Linked DNA regions of Homo sapiens: region 2 is linked to region 1. A link is a loop called in an ENCODE intact Hi-C map of the cell type or tissue named here. Cell type or tissue: Caco-2. All regions are shown on one strand. Links, peaks and the distances in the headings refer to the core of each region. The heading gives the core; the rest is flanking DNA. Region 1 has its middle 88 kb from the start of OPCML. Region 2 overlaps SPATA19 (spermatogenesis associated 19).

The links. Peaks named below come from ENCODE experiments on the same cell type or tissue, not always from the same donor. Only the 100,000 strongest peaks of a DNase experiment are listed, where the experiment ranks them.
Region 2: a loop joins it to region 1, with 20 times the contacts of the local background. A loop is called at or near these places in 9 of 110 quality-filtered maps.

What each region holds. Positions count from the first base shown.
Region 1 is chr11:133,614,282-133,625,872 of GRCh38, forward strand. No RefSeq gene overlaps it. Among named protein-coding and RNA genes, the nearest start is that of OPCML, 88 kb to the left of the region's middle. In Caco-2, for the core only: CTCF peaks have their summits at 5,880 and 6,085; no DNase peak of the experiment used is centred there.
Region 2 is chr11:133,830,366-133,841,956 of GRCh38, forward strand. SPATA19 (spermatogenesis associated 19) reads right to left here. Exons shown (of 7, transcript NM_174927.3): 7 at 10,266-10,558. Among named protein-coding and RNA genes, the nearest start is that of SPATA19, 9.4 kb to the right of the region's middle. In Caco-2, for the core only: a CTCF peak has its summit at 5,008 (motif pointing left); a DNase peak (open chromatin) is centred at 4,996.

The DNA of each region.
Region 1 (11,591 bases), core at 1,935-9,934:
CATCTCTGTCGTAACCGTTAAGGGTAATTACCCAACTATCAACCTCAGTTAGTCTACATAGCATTTACCTTCAAAGATTCAGATAGTTCTTAGTAGAGAAGACAGTAGCTCAGTTGTGTTAATACTGAAAAAATAGAAAGGCCAAAAGAAAAGAAGAATAGGGAAGGATGGGAAAAAATGAGAGGGTGAGAAGCCAAATACCATGTGACTTCTAATTTCACTTCTAATATCTAAAACTTTCAGTTCATAATCCTTGACCTCCACCAAAACACCTCTCATGACTCCTATGGTTATTTTTAATAAATAAAAATGGAGCTGGGTCAGGAATAAGGAGCAGGAACAAGAAGGAACTCCTGCAAAGAGGAATAAATTACCAGAAAAAATTACTCTGGATAAGTTACTGGATGAATTTCACTGAATACATTACTGTGTAATGATGAAATTATGTAATGATGACTCAATGAGAATCACATAATTTTCTGCCTTTTTAGAAATTAATTACAAAACTTAATCCATTCACCAAGTCTGCAAATTTGAATGTATATTTTAAAACTATTATAAACTTTTTCTGTGGCACTAAATGTGGAATAGTTTTAGTTGAGCTTTATATATCTGGAGAAACCAAGAAACATTTACTCTTCCAGGTCACCTTCTCCACCCAATCGCTCCTTTAGAGGGTCCCCTTTTCATTCTTGCTTTCCATGTAGCCACCATCCTCATTACAACCCATGGACATTGGTCCTAGACTAGCAGTAGAAGGTCCTTGGGATTTGAATTGAGCCAAATCCCTGCCTTTCAGAGCTTGTGATCAAGCAGAAATACCAGATAGACCAGAAATAATAGTAAATAAATAAGTGAACAGCTTTAATAGCTGAATACATAGACAATACAATACTTTGGATATCAAAATACTCCCTTCATTATAAATTTTACTAATTATTCATGTTAAAATTTTTGCCTTACAGTTGTTCATCTCCAACCACCAACATAGTCAGTAAATATTAATTCTTAAGTCAAATATGCCTTTTTATAAGACCACCCAAAATATTTGCATTTGCTGCCATCAGTATTTGAATAAGAATAATATAAATTTAACCAATAATTATTTATTGAGTGCATAATGTGAGCCAATAACTATTTTAATTTTGTGTTTATATGTTTCACCTTTTTACATTCTTTTATTTTCAAACTTTCTGTAATGTTATATTTGAGGCATGTTTCTTACAATTAGAATATATCCAGTCTGACAATCTTAGTATTTTCCTTGAAATATTTAGTCCATTTACATTAAATGTAATTACCAAAAGTTGTGAATTCCTATTTACTAGGTTACTGCTAATTTCTACTTGACTGGTCTGCTTCATGTTTGTTTTATTCCTCTCTTTTCTTGACTTTTTTTCTGATTAATCATTTTTTAAATTTCTCTTTCCTCCTCTATTAGCTTATTAGTTATACTTCTTTTGGAAGGTATCCTAGAAATTATTTAATACAATGTTAATTTTTAAAGAATTACATCCTAAAAAAGATTATTAGCTTTATGCTGCCTTTCAATGCTAGAACACTATAATATTTTAAATCTAGTATCTCTGTTCCCAAATTTTTTTTAATTAACATGTATTTCAGTTCTACATTATTTTAAACCCACAAAACAAGAAATTATTATTATTGTCTTATACAGGTAATATTCATTTATATCTGTCTACATATTAATCCTTTCTATTGCTCCTTATTCTTGTATTGACCTGCTTATATCTGGGTTTATTTCTCTTCTGTCTGAAGAAATATTTGTTAATTATTTTAGTGTACATTTAGTGGTAACAAGTTTTTTAAATTTTGTATGTCTGCAAATGTTCTCAGTTTTTTAAGGATAAATTTACTAGATATAAAGGATTATTTGGGGGGTTGTTATTTCAACATATTAAAAATGCCATTCTATTGCTTTCTACCTTCTGTTGTTTCTGTTGAAAAGTCTGTTGAATAACTTTTCTTATTGTTTTCTTAAAAGTAATGTAGACTTTTTTAGTTTTTGATTTTCTGTAGTTTTACTATGATGTGCCTGGGTTTCTTTATATTTATCTTGCTTTACATTTATCCTAATAGAGATTCTTGAGTTTGTGGTTTGCTGCCTTTTATCAGTTTCAAAAAATTACCAAACATTCAATTTTTTGTTCAAACCCATTCCAGTTCTCTTCTACTTCTGGGGCTACATTTACATTATTTTGGATTTTTTTTTACTGTATCCAATATTTTTTCTAATTTATTTTATATATTTTTATATTTTTTCCTCTTTGTGCCTCAGTCTGTATACTTTCCATTGACCTGTATTACTCTCTTCTGCTATCTGAAATCTAATGTTAAACCTATATGAGTTCTTCATTTCAGCTATTGTATTTTTTAGTTCCAGAATTTACATTTGGTTTTTCAGTCATTTTATATTAAAGCTTCTTATGTTGAAGTAACAACTACTTCTTATTCTGAAGTAGTTTAAGATTCACAAGAAGTTGCAAAAATAGCACAGTTCTTATATACGTGATGATAATGTCTTACATTATCAAAGTACATTATCAAAACAAGCAATAATGTTGCCGTATTGCTACAATACTACTATCTGTAAAGTAAAGAACTTATTCAGATTGTGTGAGTGTTTTTTATAAAATTTTATTATGTGTAGATTTGAGTACACTATACCATTTGATTTTAAAAGCATAAATTCCAAATCTCTCTTGAAATTCTATTTTTGTTCCTCTTTATTTTCTTGAATATTTGTTGTTTTGTTGTTGTTGTTGTTGTTGTTTTGAAACAGGGTTTCACTTTGTCACCTAGGCTGGAGTACAGTGGTGCAATATTGGCTCCCTGCAACCTCCGCCTCCTGGGTTCAAGTGATTCTCCCACTTCCGCCTCGTGAGTAACAAGGACTACAGCCTCCTGAGTAACTACGAACTCCTAACCTCAAGTCATCCACCCGCCTCTGCCTCCCAAAATGCTAAGATTACAGGCATGAGCCACCACACCCAGCCTATTTTAATCACAGCTGTTTTTCAGTTTTTTGCTGATAAAGACCTAGAGGTGATTTGGATATTAGAATTAGCTATAGTCTGTTTTTCCACTTCTTGGTTTTCAGTCTCATTGCTTGTCATGTTTGGCAATTTTTTTTACTGACTGCATCACACCCATAATAACAACATATAGCAGCCCCAAATGATATTATATTCCTCCAGAGAGAGTTGGCCCCTTCTTCTGCTGAGCGGAGAATGTGGAACTGGGACCTTAACAACACCACATCGAGGAAGGAGCACAGCTTTGGTAAGGCTCTATCTACCACTGGCTTCCCCTTTGAGTTACACAAGAGAGCCTGGGGTTTTCACGAGGTACCGCTCACATTGGTGGGTTCTTAATTCTGATTCTAGCTTTCTTATTATTATAAGACTACTACAGTCTGTGTATTGTTTTTCAAAGACTTTATGCTAAGGTTCTTAGCTTCCTGTCTCTGCAATCTCAGACTTTGGTAGATGTCTTGAGCAAACACTGCACAAATTTTGGCTCAATTCTCCAGCCTACCCTTCTGACCAGGATCCTAGCCCCTCAAATCTCTAACTTTTGTCTCTCTAGTTCCTACAAGATTGCCAAAAGTTCTTCTCATTTCTGGGCATTTTAGCAGTGGTCCTCTGCCTGAAACCCTGTCTGAATTCTCAGTCCCTTGTTTTAAGTTCAGAATCAGAAAACACTACCTCATCTCCCAGAAAAGATCTGTGGAATATCACATTACACCCCTGAGGATTCCCCTTTGAGGGTATTTTGGACCTCTAGTCCTCAATGCCTCAGTCTTCAAATCGAGTTTTTTACTTGAAATGTCTAGTTGTCTAGTTGTTCTCAAAGAGATCACTGGTCTGCTACAGTCTAATCTAATATAGTCAGAATCTGGAAATATAGAACTCCCTGACTGTAGGTCTTACATTTCAATAGGTGTTAGGTCAAGAAAGGCAACAACAAACAACAAACAAAAAAATAAACAAGATAATTTCACAGAATGTTAAATGCTATGATGGAAATAAACAGAATGACATGAAAACTCTGAGGTAGCCAACTGCCTTCCGTTTCACATCTGAGGATTCACAAAGTGACTGAGGGAAAATCTCTGTGAAAAATAGCTCCCATTGTCCCCATTTTGTAGATAAGAACATCCTAATCTTTGGGGTACCATTGTTCTTCACTCTCCAGCAGTCATGCCAGGCTGGGGAACCCTCAGGTAATGAGATAACGATGGCACTAAATCTGACCCAAATCATTAGGGATTATGCACCTCAGCACAGACGCCCCTTCCTAACCCAAATCAGAAAAGAGAGAAAATCTTCCAGGACTTCCCCATTATACACATTTAGCGCCTGCTAGGAAAGACGCCACTGGAGGGCACTTTGGTAAATGGAGCTTCCTAGGTCTGTCTTCAGCAATTGCGGGAACCATCATTCTGAGGCCTGCTCAGCTGCCATAATTCACGGGTCTCCCTAATGCAGATGGGTTGGGAATGCTGGACCCTGGAAATAAGCTTTCCCCACCACTGCACTTCACTCAGCTCTCGGCCTTACATCATTTCCAAAGCATTAAGCAGCCTGCAACGCGAGAATCCTGCCGCTGGTGACATCTGTAACATCTGACATCATTTAGAAGACACTGCAAGGGTAAAAGAGTACTTTTTTGATCAGGGACATAAATAATTCTGAGGAAGAAATTAGGTTAAAAGGCTTTTATTTCCCCAAATGGATTTGCAGAATTTGGCCTCCCAGCCAGGTTCCTGTGAGGAGATGGGTTTTGGGGAGCCGAGGAGGTAACTGTGAGCAGTTGACACTCAGCCACTAGGCGCTCCCAGGAATAGGGGACACAATGGGAGCTCCAGGCGGCATGAATGCCCTGTTCATCTCTTGAGAAGGGGAGAGGTAGGGTGTAGCTTAATCATACCCTTGTGTGCCCTCGGTGTTCATAGAAGATGGAAGGGGGCAGCTACTGGGTGTCTGTTCGGGAGGGAAAGCCCCCTTTTTCTCAGAGACGTTCACCAAGATCTTGGGAAATGATTGTCTTCTGCCAAGAGGCGCCCAGATGATCTTCTCCACATCAGCCTGGCTTGGCAGGATTGAGAAAAACTATGCATATATAATCTGTTTTGCCTTCCCAAACTTAGCATCCACACTAGGACAAGAAAAGGAATCAAGAGTCTCAGCTTCTCCCTAAAACTTGCCAGAACTGCTGCCAGGCCTTCACAACAGCAGGAACTCCCATTCCATCTCACCTCTGGCTCTTAGCACAGGGTGGCGCTGAGTGTTTGCATTCCATGGTAATCTCCCAAGGATTTCCAGATCTGCTGCCTGAGGCTGCCTGGATCTAGAGATGACGGGGGTTGCATGAGGACCTAGGGATTTTAAGAGGGGCTTCCTGCAAACAACAGAACAGAACATAATCTTGGGCCCCACACCCACAAACCAGTCTCAGCTATACAAATTGAGCATGAGCTGCAACACAGAGAAGGCTTTTAAAAGGAACAACACCTTCCAACATCTTTAATGCCATTCCCATCTCAGCATGAGCAGCATGCAAACTGGATCAAGTGTCAGAATTCTAGAATGCTGGTTCTGGAAAAAAGGAGCCTTAAGCTTAAAAAATCATGGAGGAATTGTTCATTGTATAGGTGAGAATGCTGTTTTTTCAGATCACATAGCTGATTAATGACAGGAACTTAAACTATATCAACATTGAGAGCATAAGGATTTGTTCATCACGGCACCTTCAATGTCTAGCAAGAACCAGCATGTAGTGGGTGCCTACTATGGTCTAGAGACTGTATTAAGTCCCATACAGGATACAGAGACAAGTACAATACAGTCCCAGCCAATGAGGAACACACCACCTAGTGGGAGACATGAACACATAACCGAAAAGTACAAAGCAACATTGTTAATGCCTTTATAAATAAATAAACAAGGTGCCTAGCAGAGAATCCAGAGGAAATAATAAATAATACTTCCTGTGGCCTTCTAATAATTAAACACCTGATATACCAGAATGAGCACTAAGAATAAACTAATCATGAATAAGATGCAATCCTGCCCTTAAAAAAAGCTTACTGTCTAGTGCAATATGCAAAGAGGTATTTCCAACACATTGTAATGAATGGTGACATGAGTGATATGGGTAGTTTTTAGAGCACATGGGAGGGCATGAGGCCCAGGCTAGGAGGAGGTCAGGAAAAGATTTCCAGGGGATATGACATGAAAGTTGAAATGAACAGTGAGTAGAATGTATCCAGGTGACAGTAAAGGAGAAAGGAGGAAGGGCATAGCCATCCTAGGAAGAAGGAAGTACATAGTTAAATGTTAACGTATTTAATCTGGAGCACAAATCTTTAAGGGAAATGATAGTAAGAGACTTTCAAGGAAAAGGGAGCTCTAACTGTAAGCCTGACTTTAGCCGTAAGATGCTTAGTAGTTTGTCCAGTCTTAAGAACAGTGGAAACCCACTGAAAATTTTTAAACAAGGGAATAAAATGGTCAGGCTTTTCTTTATATCCTCTAAACATGGACGAGGGAAGTGCAAACAGGACACAATGGAAGGCAGGGATTTCCATTCGGATGTTGTTAGAATCGTTCAGATAAAAAAAAAATAATGTATATGAACTCTAGAAAAATCTGTCTGAATCTTTAAGATCCTAATTCTACAATTAAAATTTTGACCAAAAATGATAGTGGCCTGAAAAAAAAAATGTTATGGGGGGTATAGCTGCAAAGGTAGTAAGGGATATTAAGAGATTTTGGTTGCAGAATCTGATCATTGATGAAATGTGGGAGATGAAGAATAGGAGGGAGTCAAAGCCAGGCTTCCAGCTTGGGCAACTGAATATGCTGGTTACTGTCGCCGGAGAAGACCAGGAGGAGCAAAGTGGGAGGGGTTGAGGTGTCCTAGAAGATGGCATTAAGGTTGGGTCTAGAGGTTAATTGGAGGTTTTCAGACAGAGGAGGAAACAACATACTTGCTATGAGACAATGAGTCCACATGAGACTATGGCTAAAATCCCTAACATTCCCCTTCAGCCCCCATGAAGAAACAGACAAAAAGAAAGATAGAGAAAGTGAAAGATTAATTAAGTTCATTACTGGGAAAAAATCATCCTGGGAAATGTCTGGTAACTATTTCTTTAGAATGTAACTCTCCTTGGTCTACTCGAGACATAGCAGATGAAGGTAGAAGACAGGTTGGGGGTGGACAACAATTATCAGAAAAGGCATGAACACACAGAGGACGTTCCCACCATTATTATTGTCCTGGGAGAGTCGTCCTGCAGATCCATTCCCAGCTGCCTTCAATGTAAAGTAAAGAAAGGAAAAAGAGTGAGGGAGAGTCTGGCAAATCCGATAAAGATGGATGGAGGGGATTGAGACAAAGGCACCTGCCGGCATTGTGTCAGCTCCAACTCACCAGCTCAAAAACAAACTCATTCATTATCCACCAGCCTGGGCTGAAATAGCCCCGGTGTAAACACTCCCACACACCCAGCTCTCAATGAGACAAACAGCCTGGAAGTGTACATGCCATGGGCTCTCGCTGCTAATGGAATGCACAACCAGCTCTGTCGTGGCCAAGAACGATTTCTCTGCCAAAGGACACCAACTCCAAACAGCAAAGCTTCACCCAGGACCCTCATCATTCCACATTTTGTGTAGGATCTTCAGACAAAGCAGACCCTCATCTTGTTTTTCACAAGTTTCATTCATTCTCTGCGGTTCTTCAAGCAGAACAAAGAAATTAATTCCCACTACCCACACATTCACACATACGCACTTTGCTTATCTTGCTGATACTCTCTAATACTTTCAAATTAGAGGGCACAGGCCAAAGGCCAACTTTGAGACAACAGATTCATTATTTCACCCCAAATCTGGTCATGTCCCTGTGCTTCAGGTCTCATGCGTAGCCCGACCTTCCTCCTGCTTGCTCACAGTACATACTCATTCCTCATCCTCTGCTCTGCCCTCACTCGGCGTCAATCCCTTGTCCAAAAGACCATGATGCCATCTGCAATCCAGATTTTACTTCCTCTGTAGTCTTCTGCTCTCCATCCCTGTTGTTGCAACTCTGGCTTCAGCCATTGCCTAGGTTTCTGGCCTAGGTTTCTGCCACAGGCCTCTCGAGGGCCAATCTGCCCTCCTCCAAGACATTTTCTATCCTGTAGTCAGGAATGTCATTCAAAAACACAAAACTGTAGTTCACTTCAATGTTTAAAATTCTTCAGTGGCTTCCCATTGACTCTATTTAGGTAGAAATTCCTTAGGAGGACCTATAAAGTCCTTCATAATCTGTTTCTTTCTGCTTTATATCTTCAAGCTAATTCATCCCCATTCCCATGGTGTTCTATGCTCTAGCCAGGTCAAATTGCTTTTAGTTCTCCAAATGCATCTGCTCTCTCTTCCCTCCAGCTCTCCATAGATCCTCCACATTCTCTTATCTGAGAACATTCTTTCCCCACCACTTCACCTGGCAAACTCTTGTCTTTCCACTTTGAGTATACATTTTACTTCTTCCAGGAAGCTTTCTCTGATTGACTTTTCTGGAAGTCTTAGGTGGGTGCACCTTCCATAAAGTGCAATAGGATCCTTATTATAACAAACTGTAACTGCCTATTTCTCTGATTTTCCCACAGTGGTAAGTCTTTTGAGAGCAGTGATGTTATTTGCCAGGGTTACACCTATAGTGTCAGTCTCTACCAAATACCTGGAACACAGTAGATTTTCAGTATTTACTGAGTGAACGAATGAACAGAGGGAGGTAACCAGGAAGAGAGTTAGTTGAGGTTATTTGGTTGCAAGCAAGAGAACCCACCTCTAGCCAATTTAAGCAAACAGGAATCCTGGCATAGAAAGTCAAGTACAAGTCAGGTTGGAAATATGCAAAAACCAAGACAGCTCTAGATATCTAAGAAGCAAGAATGTAGGCACGCTTATGTGACAGAAATAGGATGGTCAAATAGAAAAACACAAGCCGTTTAAATCTCTTTTTCACTTAGCTTAAGATTCAAATTCAAATTATCTAGGATAAGCCTAGTTTATTCATACACCTTGGCCTGGCTAAAAGACAGCAGGGCACACAGGCAGCAGCTCTGATGGACTGTGTGCAATGGGAAGATGGCAAGGGGTAGAGCTGTAGGGAAAAGCGGAGATGTTGAAGGCCACAGCTTCCAAGTGCCCACGAACTCACAAGTCTGAGTTCTCATTAATAATATTTTAGAGATCACAGTTAGCTATTTGCTCTCAGAGTTAGGGTTGAGGGTTTTGGTGGGAGGTGAGAGAAATGAGGCCAGTATGAGAACAGATTGATCTGTAACAGTGGTGGACTCTTTTCTCTCATAGGACATAACGCCAATTCTCTATAAAAAAGAATATATTCACTTAGAAATACACCATATAAGAAATGCCAGTAAGAGGTTCAAGACACAGAGAACAACAATAATAATTGATAATGCACTGAAAGATGGGTTACAGGATTCCTTTAACCATCAAAATAAGTCTTAAAAAGTGACTTAGTAACTGTTTACATTTATGATTAAGATTAACAATTTTTTATTCTTTTTCTCTTTTCTAAGAGTAAAAGAGAGTCAGCAGGTTTAAATGAAGTGTGAAGAATTTAGAATCTATAACAATATGTGTGCATGGAAAATAGAGACTGTGAGACTTCTAAGCGCATCCTCGTGTCTTGTGCTGTACACAGTGGAGAGCGGCATCCAGGAGCACACAATTTCAAGTCAAAGAAACCAGGGCTTTGCCACTGACTGCCCCTGTGACCTTGAAGAAGTGATTTCTCTATGCCTCAGTTTCTTATCTGTACAATAAATCTAGTAACACTTAATGTAATCGCTGTTTGGCTCTAATAGGACCTTGTATGTCAAGCTCTGAGAACAGCTCCTGGGACATAAGAAGTAATCGATGAATGACAGTTAAGGCTCAGTAAATATTTGTTAATTTTGATTATGGATTTCTTAATACAAAAGTTATAAGGTTTTAAAATAATTTTTTCATAATGTATTACAGAAACTGTGTCTTTTTCCAGCATTTAAATAAAAAAAGAACCTGAACCTTCCTGGTGTGATTTGACTGATGCGCTGCTTAAAAGCAGGGACACTAAATAGACTCCTGTCCTCTTCCTTCTTTCATTGCACCCACCCATCCATGGGAACCCGGCTTCCTGCCTACTGCCTGAAGCATCTCTTCTCCTTTTTGAAAGGGAAATTAGACAGCTCAGTAACATTTGGTAGTTCTTCTAGAAAGGAGACTTTGCCAGACTCCACCATCTTTTTCTGTCTGATTTACTGTGGTCCCCAAATATAGGCTGGCTGTTTTTTCGTCTCGTGTATCCATTGGGAAGGTTAGAACAAAACATATGAGACTCGTGAAAATGGATGGAAATGGAATCCAAAAGTAAGTGCGGTGAAGAGGCGATGGACAGAGATCTGAATTATTGGTGAGTCACACCGTCTGACAGACTTCATCATTTGCTGACTTGGCAGGAGATTTATCGGGCATTCTAAGCCCCAATCTTCTTGAAACTGAGAGACCTTCCAGATAAACAACTGCAGCCCTATTTGCAAACCTGCTGCTCAGCATGCGACAGTAGAAGAGATGCTCCTTAACACACTCTCATATACCTTTGCAAGGGATTCCTTAAATCTCAGGTTTTGATAGTATTATTGTCCTCATTATCATCACCCTGAAATTTCACCATCAGTCAAGATCTCCCATTAGGTCCCTGCCCTCGGCAACCTCCCCTTCATCGTCTTCAGAGACCAACGCTCTTGAAAGAAGTTAATAACTTTACTCTCTGAGAAAATAATAAGTCAATATCTGAGATGACTTGGCTGTTTTTGCACAGCTGGAAGAGGATGAAGAGAGACTAACAGAAAGGTGGGTGCAGTCAAATACAGTAAGTAGAGAGGCCGATTGAAGGAGACAGTGAGGAAGGAGCACTGATGGCAAGGAGCTGGAGAGGGCATGAAAATGCAGCGAGACAAGCAAACCACAGATCACTCAGGAAGGAAGGAACCAGAGGCCACTGCGGCCTGAGGAGGAGCAATGCTGGCCGGAGAAACAGATAATTCACCACCGATGCTGCAGAGCCTTGAAAGAGAGACCAGAAAGGTGATTTAAGGAGTATTAGTTTTGGATTCTGAAAATGATTCACTGAACCCCATGATGAGTGACAATCATGCTATTTTATACTAATATAACTGTACACCAAGCTATTTCATCGGCTGCAATAAATTCTTCCACTTTGGGGAAAATTCTACTTAGCCATCAAGAGCCAGCATCAATTTCAACTTCTCTTTGAAGCCTCCCAAGGAACTTTGAGGGAAATTGTAGCCTCACCGGTCTGTAACCTTTTGTTTACCCATCTTTATTCCTGTCTCTTCCACTTCACCATACTTCCTCCCCCAGCCCCTACATGCTTCCATTAAACTGTGATTCCCTTGGAAATAGGCTTAGGTTTTGCTTATCATCATATTCTTATTCCCTGTCATAATGCTTGTCTCAATAGATACTTATTGAATGGAAGAATAA
Region 2 (11,591 bases), core at 1,091-9,090, 220 kb after region 1:
TAAGGCATCATTTGACCTTGAGGCCCAGTGGAGTAAAGTGTGTGCACACGTGCAAAGGCACACACACCCTGCGTGCACGTTTCTGCAATATGAGTGGTGACATTGTCCTGTGAGGCTCAGGGAAAGACTACACCCATGCTGCTGGTTGGGTCTCTTCCCTGTAGAATGCAGGACCAACCCCTTCAGAAAGAAGGTTAGATTAAAGCCAAGGGATCCAGGACCAGGGGCAGGGGGTGCTTAATGGGCTCAAGTTGGGTGAGATTACCCGCTACCTGCTCAACCAAATTGTTTATAACTTGTGTCTCTCTGTTTCTCTCCTTTTTGTTAACTCTCCTGGACCAAAGCAAGGCAGAACACCTGGGGGTGGCCACAAGTATAATTAGCAAAAGATGTTCCAAAGACCAGGTGAAGGGCAGCTGAAGTAAGCAGAATGTTCTCCTGGTGCTGATCGTGGAGTTGCCAAGTTCTCTTCCACTGAGAAAAACAGCATGCTTTATCCTTGTGTATCTAGACCCTGGCCTGAGGATCTTTAATAAGTACCTCCTGGAAGGGAGTCCCATACCCAGGAAGGTTGGAGAAGCTCCACTTTGCTGCAGCCTTTGAGGAAGTAGATGCAGGACCTGGGTCCCGAAAGGGGGTTCCACAGCTCTGGGACTCTGATTCATGGTGCTGCTCCTTCTTTTGTCCACCCCTGCCCTTAGGGTCCCCTGTTCCATCCCTCCTGCAAGACATCCTAACTGACTGAAGAAGCCCCGAGGGGTGTGCAGGCACAAACTGTGGTTTTGTGGCATGGCAAGGTGAATCCACTTCCCCAGAAGTCAATACCAGTCCCCGCTGCAACACAGCCCAATCTCACTTCTTCCCTCAGAATAGAATAGAAGGTCTACTGTCCACTGCTCACTCCCAAATCCTGGAGTCAGTTCTGCCCACGGTGGGTAGAGAAACTTGTCCCCACCAGAAGAACAAGCACAGGGCTAGCTGCAGGAGCTAATGGGGGTGTTCTGGTATCTTGTGCACAGGGTACTTAGTGGAAAATGAGCAATCAGCAGCTGGGGCATGAGTGGGGGGTGGGAGGGCACCATCCAGAACCTGGCAACCTGCACCACTAGATCAACAGCATCACCTGCTGGCCACAGGATGCCACACCACTCTCCTCCCATTCTAGGCCCCAGAGAGCCCTCCCTCAGGGGGCACAAAGACGCAAAGAAGCCCCCTCCTCAGAATGCCAGGAGTCCTGGGTCCAGCAGGTCCTCAGGGGAGCCCCTCTTTGAAGCCCGTAGAGCCAGGACTCTGATTCTCCTTTGAAAATATGCAGCCCCCATGTTGACCAAACATGAATCTCTGACAGCACACCCCCTCCTACACCGGCTCCCAAATGCACACCTAATATTTTTATTTTTCCTAAATGTTTGTCTGTGGTTCCCCAACATCTTTAGAGGCCCTCATAATCTTTTCCCTTCCAGTATAAGCTCCTAGAGAGCAGTGACTATTTCCTTCTGGACTGACTAGATCACCGACTCACATTACAAAAGGCTTAGGAAAGTGTTTTATGAACGTGAAGACTAACAGCCAGCAGTCATTGGTGCTGGAAAGGGCTGTGCTATGGCTGGTGCCTCTTCCCGGGTATAGGAATCCTCATAGCTACCCTGTACTGAGGGTCTACCAAGTGGCGGGCATGTGATGCCCCCTCTACCGAGATGCTATCTCACTTGATCTTCACCAGGACTCCAGGACACAGAAGCACAGAGAGGTGAAGCCATTTGCTCAAAATCTCACAGCCGCTAAATGGTAAAGCCAGGGTCCGAGGCCTGGCAATCCGAAGGTGGAAGCCGTCTTAGCAGTTATGCTACACTGCCTCCCAGAAGCCCACATGGGCACACACGCTGCTGGTAAGCACATCTTCCTTGCTGAAAGCACGCCACAAGCAGCTGCTCACTCAGCCTTCCCGCCTCCTCCTTAAAAGGCAGAGACTGCTGTACCTGCTTATAAGGCAGAGACTGTTGTACCTGCCCTTTTCCCTGGAATCCTGCTCACGTACCAGGTTTCCCTTGCATGACCCGCTCAGCCTTCATTTTCGGGACCTCCAGGCCTGCCCACGAACAGGTGCCTATGAAGACACAGAGAACGAGGGCCCTGAAGGGCGGAGGAGGCAGAAAACTGATGCGAGCGCTAAGAAACAGCAGCGAAAGCCCACCCAGTCGTTTACTCCTTCCACGAATATTTCCTGAGCACCGATGTCACGCACCGTGTCTGGGGCAATGGGGAAACGGCAGTAAAGGAGGAGGCGCATTCTAACAGCCGCGACGGTCCGCGGAGAGAAGGGGGCGACTGACCTCGCAGAGCGGCCGTGCCCACAGGGCTGGGAGGGCAGCTGCGGGTGTGGACTTTCTGCACTCACCGCCCGCCCCGCGAAGTCCTGCCCTGTCCTCCCCACCGCGATCAAACCCACCGGTTGGGGACCTTCGGGCTGCGGACCTTGTTGTGGTCCAGAGGCCCAGAGAATAAGCTCGAAGGAGGCTGACGGGGGAGGGCAGTGGCTCCGGGAGCGAGCGGGGACGGGCGCTGGGCTGGGAGGGGGACGCGGGGCTGCGGGGGATGCGAGGCTGGGGGGAGGAGCTGGGAGAGGAGCCTGGGACTGCGGGGAGGGGCGGCGGGAGGAGCCCGGGGCCACAGTCAGGGGAGCCTCGCGGGCGAGGAGGGGGAGGGGGAGGGGGATGGAGGGTGCGGGGGTGAGGGAGGGGCGCGGGGTAGGGGGTTCAGGGGTGCGGGGGTGGGGGAAGGGGTGGGGACCCCGAGCCGCCCGGTGCCCCGCTCCGGTTCCGGCTGGTTGCGGCGAAGTTTCCCAACTCGCCGAGAGCAGCTGCTGCCTTCTCTTGCGTTTGTTTTTCCCCTCTCGGGATGGAAAATGAATTTCGAGCATCGCTGCGGAGCCTGCCAAGTAATTGGAAAACATGTCGAACACTGCGTCTGGCTGCCGGGCGGAGGCGGGGTGGCCTCCCCGGTCGAGGTTCCCGGTCCCTCAGGGCAGGGTGGTGCCGCGCCCTCCCCAGGCCGGCCCGCGAAGGGAGAAGCCGCAGAAGCCTCTGGGCGTCGGGCCGGGGGTCCCTCGGGCCCGTGGATGACGTGGGTCAGTGGCCGAGCGCTGCAAGCCGTCGCACGGTCGCCTGGTGGTGCGGGCGCCTCGCCCGCCCTGGCCGCTGAGCCCCGAGAGGGTCTGGGCTCCCGTGGGCCACCCCACTCCGCGGCCGCGCGGCGCCCTGATCGCGCGTCTCAGGCCCCGCTGGAACCCGGGGCCTCCCTGCCCGCTCCACTCCTTCCCGCGGCGCACCCCCGCCCTCCGCCTGCCCCTGCCCTGCTGGCCCCCCGCCAGGCAGCCTCTCCCGCATCGGAGACCACCCGCCCGGTTTTCATGTCCCGGTTTGGCTGGGTGTCTAAACTCCGCCTCTCGGGATGGGACAGAGCCCCACCCCACCTCGCAGTGGACACCCCAGGACAGTGGCTTGGTCTTCACAACACTGGGTGCGGTTCATGGAGCAGCACCTCGCATTGCTCCCTGCAGTGACCCACGCAGGAGGCCGCCTGCCCTGGTGGACGTGGGCACACCCTCCCTGTCTCTCTGGTGTTCCCGAGCTTGACTCTGCCTGGACGAGTCTGTCTCACATGAGACCCCCCTGTCTCTGTCCAGAATTAACAAGGTCCTATTAGGAAGTGACCTGCAAGACAGAGACAGGCCAGCACCGCACATTGCCACCCCCACCAAGCAGTCCCTTGATAGACCTCCACCTGCGGCCTCCTGGACTGGCTTCCCGCCCACCTGCCACCCCCAGCTCTCACCTCTCCCCTCAAAGGATCCATGACCACAAAGCCTTGATTAGTTCTTTCAGCTCCATTTAACTACACAAATGGCTTGGTCACAGCTGACTGGTCCCAAATTTGCCAGTGATTTTCTTTTAATTTACCGTAGCTCAGTCCCCCTGTAATACAGGTAGAGGAGGCATATTTGTTCCCAAACTCCCCTCCTGGGGTTAATCATGCACAGAACAAAACTCCATTTGAGCCACTTAATGATTTCATTTCCACCCTAGGTTTGATGGAGCTGCGGCTATAATACTAATATGGGTCCCTCTCTCCCCAAACTCCAGATGCGCGCGAGAGACAGACAGTGGGAGCCTGTGGGTGACTCAGCCATTCCTGTCCGGCTGCTGCCCTCCAGCCCCTTCTGCAAGCCGTGTGTTCCCCCTCTTTTCCTGGGCCCATCTTCTCTCCCCTGGGAAGCCAGACCTGACCAGCGTGGTGCTCTTCCATGCTTCCTCCCCCGGGTCCTCTGCCAGTTTCATGGGGTTATTTTGCACCCACCTGTCACCTCTCAGCACCTGACCCACCTCCCAGCCTCTTCTCCTGCCATTCCTCCCACCACACCCCCACCCACCATACCGGCATTCCAGACATTCAGACAGCCAGGCCCAGTTCCCTAACCCTCCTCCATCCTTGCGACATGGACTGGACTTTCCCTTTGCCTGGAGGACCTCTCCTTGGTTGTCAGAGCCTGGCGAAAGCCTCTAAAACTCTGCTTAAGCATCACTGCCTCTGGGAATCAGCTGACAATTTTTCTCTCAAGCAGAGAAAACCACTCCCTTCTGTGCTCTACCATTTATACCCTTTTGGCTTATTTTCACACAATATTTCATTATTTGTTTGCAGTCAGCCCTTCTACCCATTTGAGCTCCTTGAGAACATAACAGAACATTCACCTGGGTATCCTCACACAGCACGGGCCCAGTGCTGGGCATAAATGCTCCACAAATGTTCTTGGAAAGAATAGGTGCTATGTGGTTCAGGCAGGTGGATGTGAACTGTATTCATAACAACACGAAGACACTCAGAGGTGCTCCATCTTCAGAGGCTTCCCAAACGGTGCTAAAATCTCTACTGGCCCAGCCTGCAGGAGCTGACTCAAAGGGAAGGCCAGGTCACCGTCAGGAAATGTGGTTTTTGTGTGGAAACGTCACCATCTGGTGGTTTCTAGTGAAACAGCTTCTCAGCTGCAATAGTGGAGAGAGAGGGCTTCCTCCCTTTGCTTGCTTCCCAGGGCCACTAAGTTCAGAGAAAGGTGCTCCCTGCAGCAGCACCATGGGCTCTGGCAAGCCAAGCACCGCTCCCTGCCTTCCCAAGAAACCTGAGTGAGCGTTTGGAAGGGCACAGCCCCCTCAGGGCTCTGAGGAAGGCCGGCTTACCTCCTCTCCACCCCTCTCCTCCGCTGACATCCAGGCTGCAGCTATTCTCGAGCAGGCAGGACCCCCTTTCCAGCAGCCTGGGCTTGTGCCACTTCTCTGCCTTCAGTGTTCTCCAAGCTTCCCCTGGACCCAGGCCCTGTGTGTCCATCACCACTGGGATATCTGATGGGGACCCAGACTCAGGACCCAAGTTGAACTGATTTCCTCAACTTAGGCCCACCTACCTGAGCTAATGGCAGCACCATCCCCCAACTGTGCCCCCAGGACCTTTCTTCTCCCCCACTCCAGGAGCCATGTATCGCCAGATCGCCGCTCCCATCTCACACGAACCTGCCACTGCCCAGTGGATCCTTCCTGGGCTCTCTGCCGCCGTCCTTTGGCACAGCCTGTCTCCACGTGTAAAATCACTTCCTGCTTTAACATTCCTGCACATCCTGTTTCCTGTCTCTGCTGGGATAAGGCAGGATCCTTAACCAGGTCTCCACTTGCCACATGGCCCAACCGGCCTCTTGACAGCCTCCCCCATGCCCCCTCTCACTCCCTCTCTCCCATCTAGCCAGAATAGGTTTTTGGTGTGTCCATGAAGCCAGACTTCTCTCCCCTCTCAGAGCCCTCTCACTTGCTGCTGCCCAGGGCTGGCTGCTCTCCTGCCCCTCTGCCTGGTTACCTCCTACTCATCCTCTACTCCCTCGCCCTACCTTACTGGAGCATGCAGGCAAAGGGAGGCTGGGAGGGAAAGGTGGTGGGGAGAGAAAGTCCAGGTGTCCTGGCCCCTAGGAAGAGTGGGGCAGGGGAGGAACCTTAGCCTCTCTCCCTTCCTTGTGCAGTGTCTGGCAGGTAAAGCTCACCACCAACAACAACCGAATTGATCCTTCACCCAGCTCTGCTGGAGAGGGCAGGGGTTAAGGACACTGGCTCTGGCATGAGACCATTTGGATTCAAACTCTGGCTATGCCATTTCATGGCTGGATGACATCAGGAAAGCTATTTAGCCTCTCTGGACTGACTGTCCCTCATCTGTAAAATGGGGATGACGATTTTAAAATAGAAATCTAGGTTCTCTTCTCTGAGTAAGGCAAGTTCCCATTATATGTAAGACTTCACCTTTCAAGTAGTTATGAAAATTGTGACTCACAACTAATGAGTTTGTGTAAAATTCATCTGCCTCATCAAAATGAAAGTTCTACCAGGGCAGGGACCAGGTGGGTCTTATTTATTGCTGTATTCCCAGGGCTGGTCTGGGGTGCACACACAGCATAACAAAGTGGTCAAGAAAGCCAGGCTGGGGTTCTAGCACTCTCCAGTCACCAAAGTGACTCTGGTCAAGGTACTTAACCTACGTGTTGTGTTATCTCCTCTCTAATAATAATACTAATATCTATGCCAAAGCCTGCTTGGCTTAGTGCTTGGATACATTTCAAGTCCTTGGATAGGACCAGGCATATAGAAAGTGCTCAGCGAACATCAGTGGTCATTCTCGTGGACACTCAATAAATACTTCAATAAGACTTCCGGGTTCTAGTTTGATATTTAAAGAGCTTGGAAGTCATCACTCTCATCCTAACAATAAGAACTGAATAAATTGAAAATCAACAACTCTTCTTAAATCCCTCAGAGAACTGAGCTCAGAAGGCAAACCACTGACCTGAAGACTGGAAAGGCAGAAAGTTGGATACAGAGACTCACAACTTACTGGACAGAAGACCAGGCACACAAAATTCCACAGGAAACAGTGCTGGGCAGGAAAACCTAAACTACCTAAACTGTAACTGACAAATTGCTGGAGGCTAAGTGTGGACAATGTTGACTATTAAAAAGTCCAGGGCCCAGTCATTGGGGGGATCCCCACACTTTCATGAGTTTTGCCTTTAGGAGCTCTACTAGCTCCTCACAATGAAAAGAGAAGGGGAAAGTAGCCATTTTTAAATATGTCCAGAGCATTCTGTTCTCCTTAACAAGAGCCCACCCTCAAGGGAAACTATTTTGCCAGGGCCAAGCCAGCCTGGGAGAAGGGGAATACCCAACTCCAGACCCTCCCCTCTAGCCTTCCTGTCTTTCCTAAGGTCAATGAGGGGGGAAGCTGAGAATCACACAGAAAGGTCACAGCCCAGAGGGAAAGGCTCACTAAACACTGAGAACTAATCTTGCAAATATAGAACACTTCCCCTCCCACGCACTTATCACCACAATATAGGCTTCCCATATTGTGTTAAATTATTATATAATTATGTAATCCCTGGTTATATAATAACGGGATTACAGCAGAAATAACTGTAAACCTCAGACTCTATTTAAGAAGGAGCCTCTAGGGACACTCAAAGACAACAAGAAAGACAAAGACAAGGATGCCAGAGGAAACCTTAACCTCTGACATGCTACAAAACCATAAACACAGCCTCCCAGCCAGGTAAACATACAGCCTCACACTAATGGCCTATTTACCGCAGCTCCTTTTCCTGATAAATCATGTCCTGCTTTCCCCAAAATAATTACAAAGCTTGCTAAAAATATATATACATAGCTTTATGAGACAAAGCAAGTATAGAAACCAGTCAGATATGTTGGAATTATTAGACTGGGAATTTAAAACAGCTATGAAAAATATGCTAAGGGCTCTAATGGGGAAAGTGGACAACACGCAAGAACAGATGGGTAATGTAAACAGAGAGATGGAAACTCTAAGAAAAAAAGTCTAAAGAAAATGCCAGTAATCAAAAACACTATATAGGAATAAAGAATGTCTTTGAAGGACTCATTGGTAGACTGGACAAGGCTGAGGAAAGAATTGGAGTTTCAAGAAATGTCAGTAGACAAAAACAAGCAATGGGGAAAAGATTCCCTATTTAATAAATGGTGCTGTGAAAACTGACTAGCCATATGTAGAAAGCTGAAACTGGATCCCTTCCTTACACCTTATACAAAAATCAATTCAAGATGGATTAAAGACTTACATGTTAGATCTAAAACCATAATAACCCTAGAAGAAAACCTAGGCAATACCATTCAGGACATAGGCATGGGCAAGGACTTCATGTCTAAAACACCAAAAGCAATGGCAACAAAAGCCAAAATTGACAAATGGGATCTAATTAAACTAAAGAGCTTCTGCACAGCAAAAGAAACTACCATCAGGGTGAACAGGCAACCTACAAAATGGGAGAAAATTTTCGCAACCTACTCATCTGACAAAGGGCTAATATCCACAGTCTACAGTGAACTTAAACAAATTTACAAGAAAAAAACAAACAACCCCATCAAAAAGTGGGCAAAGGATATGAACAGACACTTCTCAAAAGAAGACATTTATGCAGCCAAAAAACACATGAAAAAATGCTCATCACCACTGGCCATCGGAGAAATGCAAATCAAAACCACAATGGGATACCATCTCACACCAGTTAGAATGGTGATCATTAAAAAGTCAGGAAACAACAGGTGCTGGAGAGGATGTGGAGAAATAGGAACACTTTTACACTGTTAGTGGGACTGTGAACTAGTTCAACCATTGTGGAAGTCAGCGTGGCGATTCCTCAGGGATCTAGAACTAGAAATACCATTTGACCCAGCCATCCCATTACTGGGTATATACCCAAAGGATTATAAATCATGCTGCTATAAAGACACATGCACACGTATGTTTATTGCGGCACTATTCACAATAGCAAAGACTTGCAACCAACCCAAATGTCCAACAATGATAGACTGGATTAAGAAAATGAGGCACATATCCACCATGGAATACTATGCAGCCATAAAAAATGATGAGTTAATGTCCTTTGTAGGGACATGGATGAAACTGGAAACCATCTTTCTCAGCAAACTATCACAAGGACAAAAAACCAAACACCGCATGTCCTCACTCATAGGTGGGAATTGAACAATGAGAACACATGGACACAGGAAGGGGAACATCACAATCCGGGGCCTGTTGTGGGGTAGGGGAGGGGGGAGGGATAGCATTAGGAGATATACTTAATGTTAAATGACGAGTTAATGGGTGCAGCACACCAACATGGCACATGTATACATATGTAACAAACCTGCAAGTTGTGCACATGTACCCTAAAACTTAAAGTGTAATAATAATTAAAAAATTTAAAAAAAAGAAATGTCAGTAGAATCTACCCAAACTGAAACACAAAGAGAAAAAGAAAAGAGTGGAAAAAAGTGAAACATTTTCCAAAAACTGTGGGACAATCTCAAAAGGTGTCACATATGTGTAACGGGAAGACAAGAAGGAGAATAAAAAGAGAGAAGAATACCCGCAAAAAAGAGTTTGATTAGTAGTTGAGAATTTTCCAAAATTAATGACAGACACCAAACAACAGATCCTGGAATCTCAGAGAACACCAAGCAAGATAAATGCAAAAAATAATAATAATAATAACAATAATAACTATACCTAGTCATATCACATTCAAACTGCAGAAAATCAAAGACAAAATTTCTTGAAAGGGAAAACACCTTATCTATAGAGGAACAAGGATAGAAATTATATCCAGCTTCTCCTCGGTTACCGTACAAGCAAGATGAGAGTGGAGTAAAATATTTAAGTGTTGAAAGAAAAAAAGATTGTCAGCCTAGAATTCCGTATCTTGCAAAATTACCTTTCAAAAGAAGGACAAATAAAGACTCTCCAACCATCAAAAATTGAAGGAAATTGTCACTAGTACAGCTACCTTGCAAGAAACCTTAAAAGGAGTTCTTCAAAGAGAAGGAAAAGGATATAGGGCAGAAACTCAAATCTACATTAAAAAGGAAGAGAGCTAGAGAAGGAATAAGTGCAGATAACATAAATGTCTGAAACAAACCAGCACACTTCCCTCAAAAAGTTCTCCCTGCCCCAGCCACAGAGCACTCCTTCTTATGTTCCAGGAGCACCAATATCGCCATTGTCACATTGCTGGAACGGCTGCTGTCTGTCTCCCTCAAGGCTGTAAGTCATGTGTCCCCAGAGCCAGGCCTGTGAGGTACTCAGCATCTGATGAATGGACAAATGAATGGCACAGCACCCCAACCAGCAACAGGGCGGGTTGTTAAACAGCACATCTCTTTATTCGCAGTTCAGCAAGAAGACTCCAGTGCTGACACTGTCGCATGAAGAGCTCACCTGCTGGAGTCTTTCTGCCCAGGTCTGGCCCTTCTTCAGGTCAAGCAGAGAAGGATGTTCTTCTGATACAGGTTGCTGCTGGACCCTGAAGGACTTCCACCTGGGAGGTAGAGAAATGCCCAGGGGACACAGCAGGGAGATGTGGTTGGCCAAGGGGTAGGGCTGATGATGACTCCCTGTAACCCCACTGTTCTCCGCGTTCCCAAAGCTCCATCTAGAGAGCAGAAACCCATGGAAGAATCGTCAGTGGTGCATCAGGCAGCTGGAATTGAAGCCTGAGTCTGTTTCTTCCAGCTCAGAAGCCCCTGCGAACTGTGTACCCTCCCAGCACTTCCTGTTCTTCTCTAGTAATATGAGCAAACAATTGATGCGGCATTTACCATGTGCTAGACACCATCACCCCCAAGACAACCCTCCAAAGTAGATACTCTGTTGCATTGAGGAAATTGAGGCACAGTGGCATTATGTAACTTGCCCATGGTGGAGCTGAATTGGAACCCAGCATCTGCTCCCGGGCTTGACTTAAGTTCTGCCTTCTGTATAATGGGCACAACAACGCCCTCTCTTAAGGTTGTTTTTGGATCAAATGATAAACCCTGACAAACTACCTTGTGCAGAAGCTGGTATACAGTAAGTCCTTGATAAATGCCGGTACTGCTCTCCAACAGCCTTCCTGTAAGCATGCTGAGGTCGCTGTGCCTAAATCTCTCCCTTAGCCGCAGGATGGTCAGCACAGCTGTTCACCACAGGCTCAGGGACTGCATCCCGGATAGCTCTTGTGGTTGTTTATCCTGCCATTGGCCTTCCACCTCCCAGGGCCTCATAAACAGCCCCCGTGTGACCACCGGGCCAAGCACAAGGCAAGTGGCCATGGGACCAAAAGTCACATCACAAGTTGGTGGCAGGTCTAAAACCTACACAGCATCACTCCTGACACTACGATCTGTGACTCAAGGTGAGGTCAGCAGACCAGCAGTGACAATGCCCAGAAACTTTTAGAAATGCAAAATTGCAGGCTCCACCACAACCTCCTAAACACGAAAGCCCGGGCCCATGAATGATGGAGAGGCAGTGCTCTCTGACACCACAGAGTCAGGAAACCAATCAAATTTGACTTCAAGTCCTTCCACAAACTTAAGAGAGGCGTTGCGGGAGCCTAAGGCAGCCAGCCCTCCTCTCCCACTACTGGCCCTGAGTGCAGGCCCTTCCCCAGTAGGGAAAAGCTAAGCCTCTTTACCAAGTTCCCA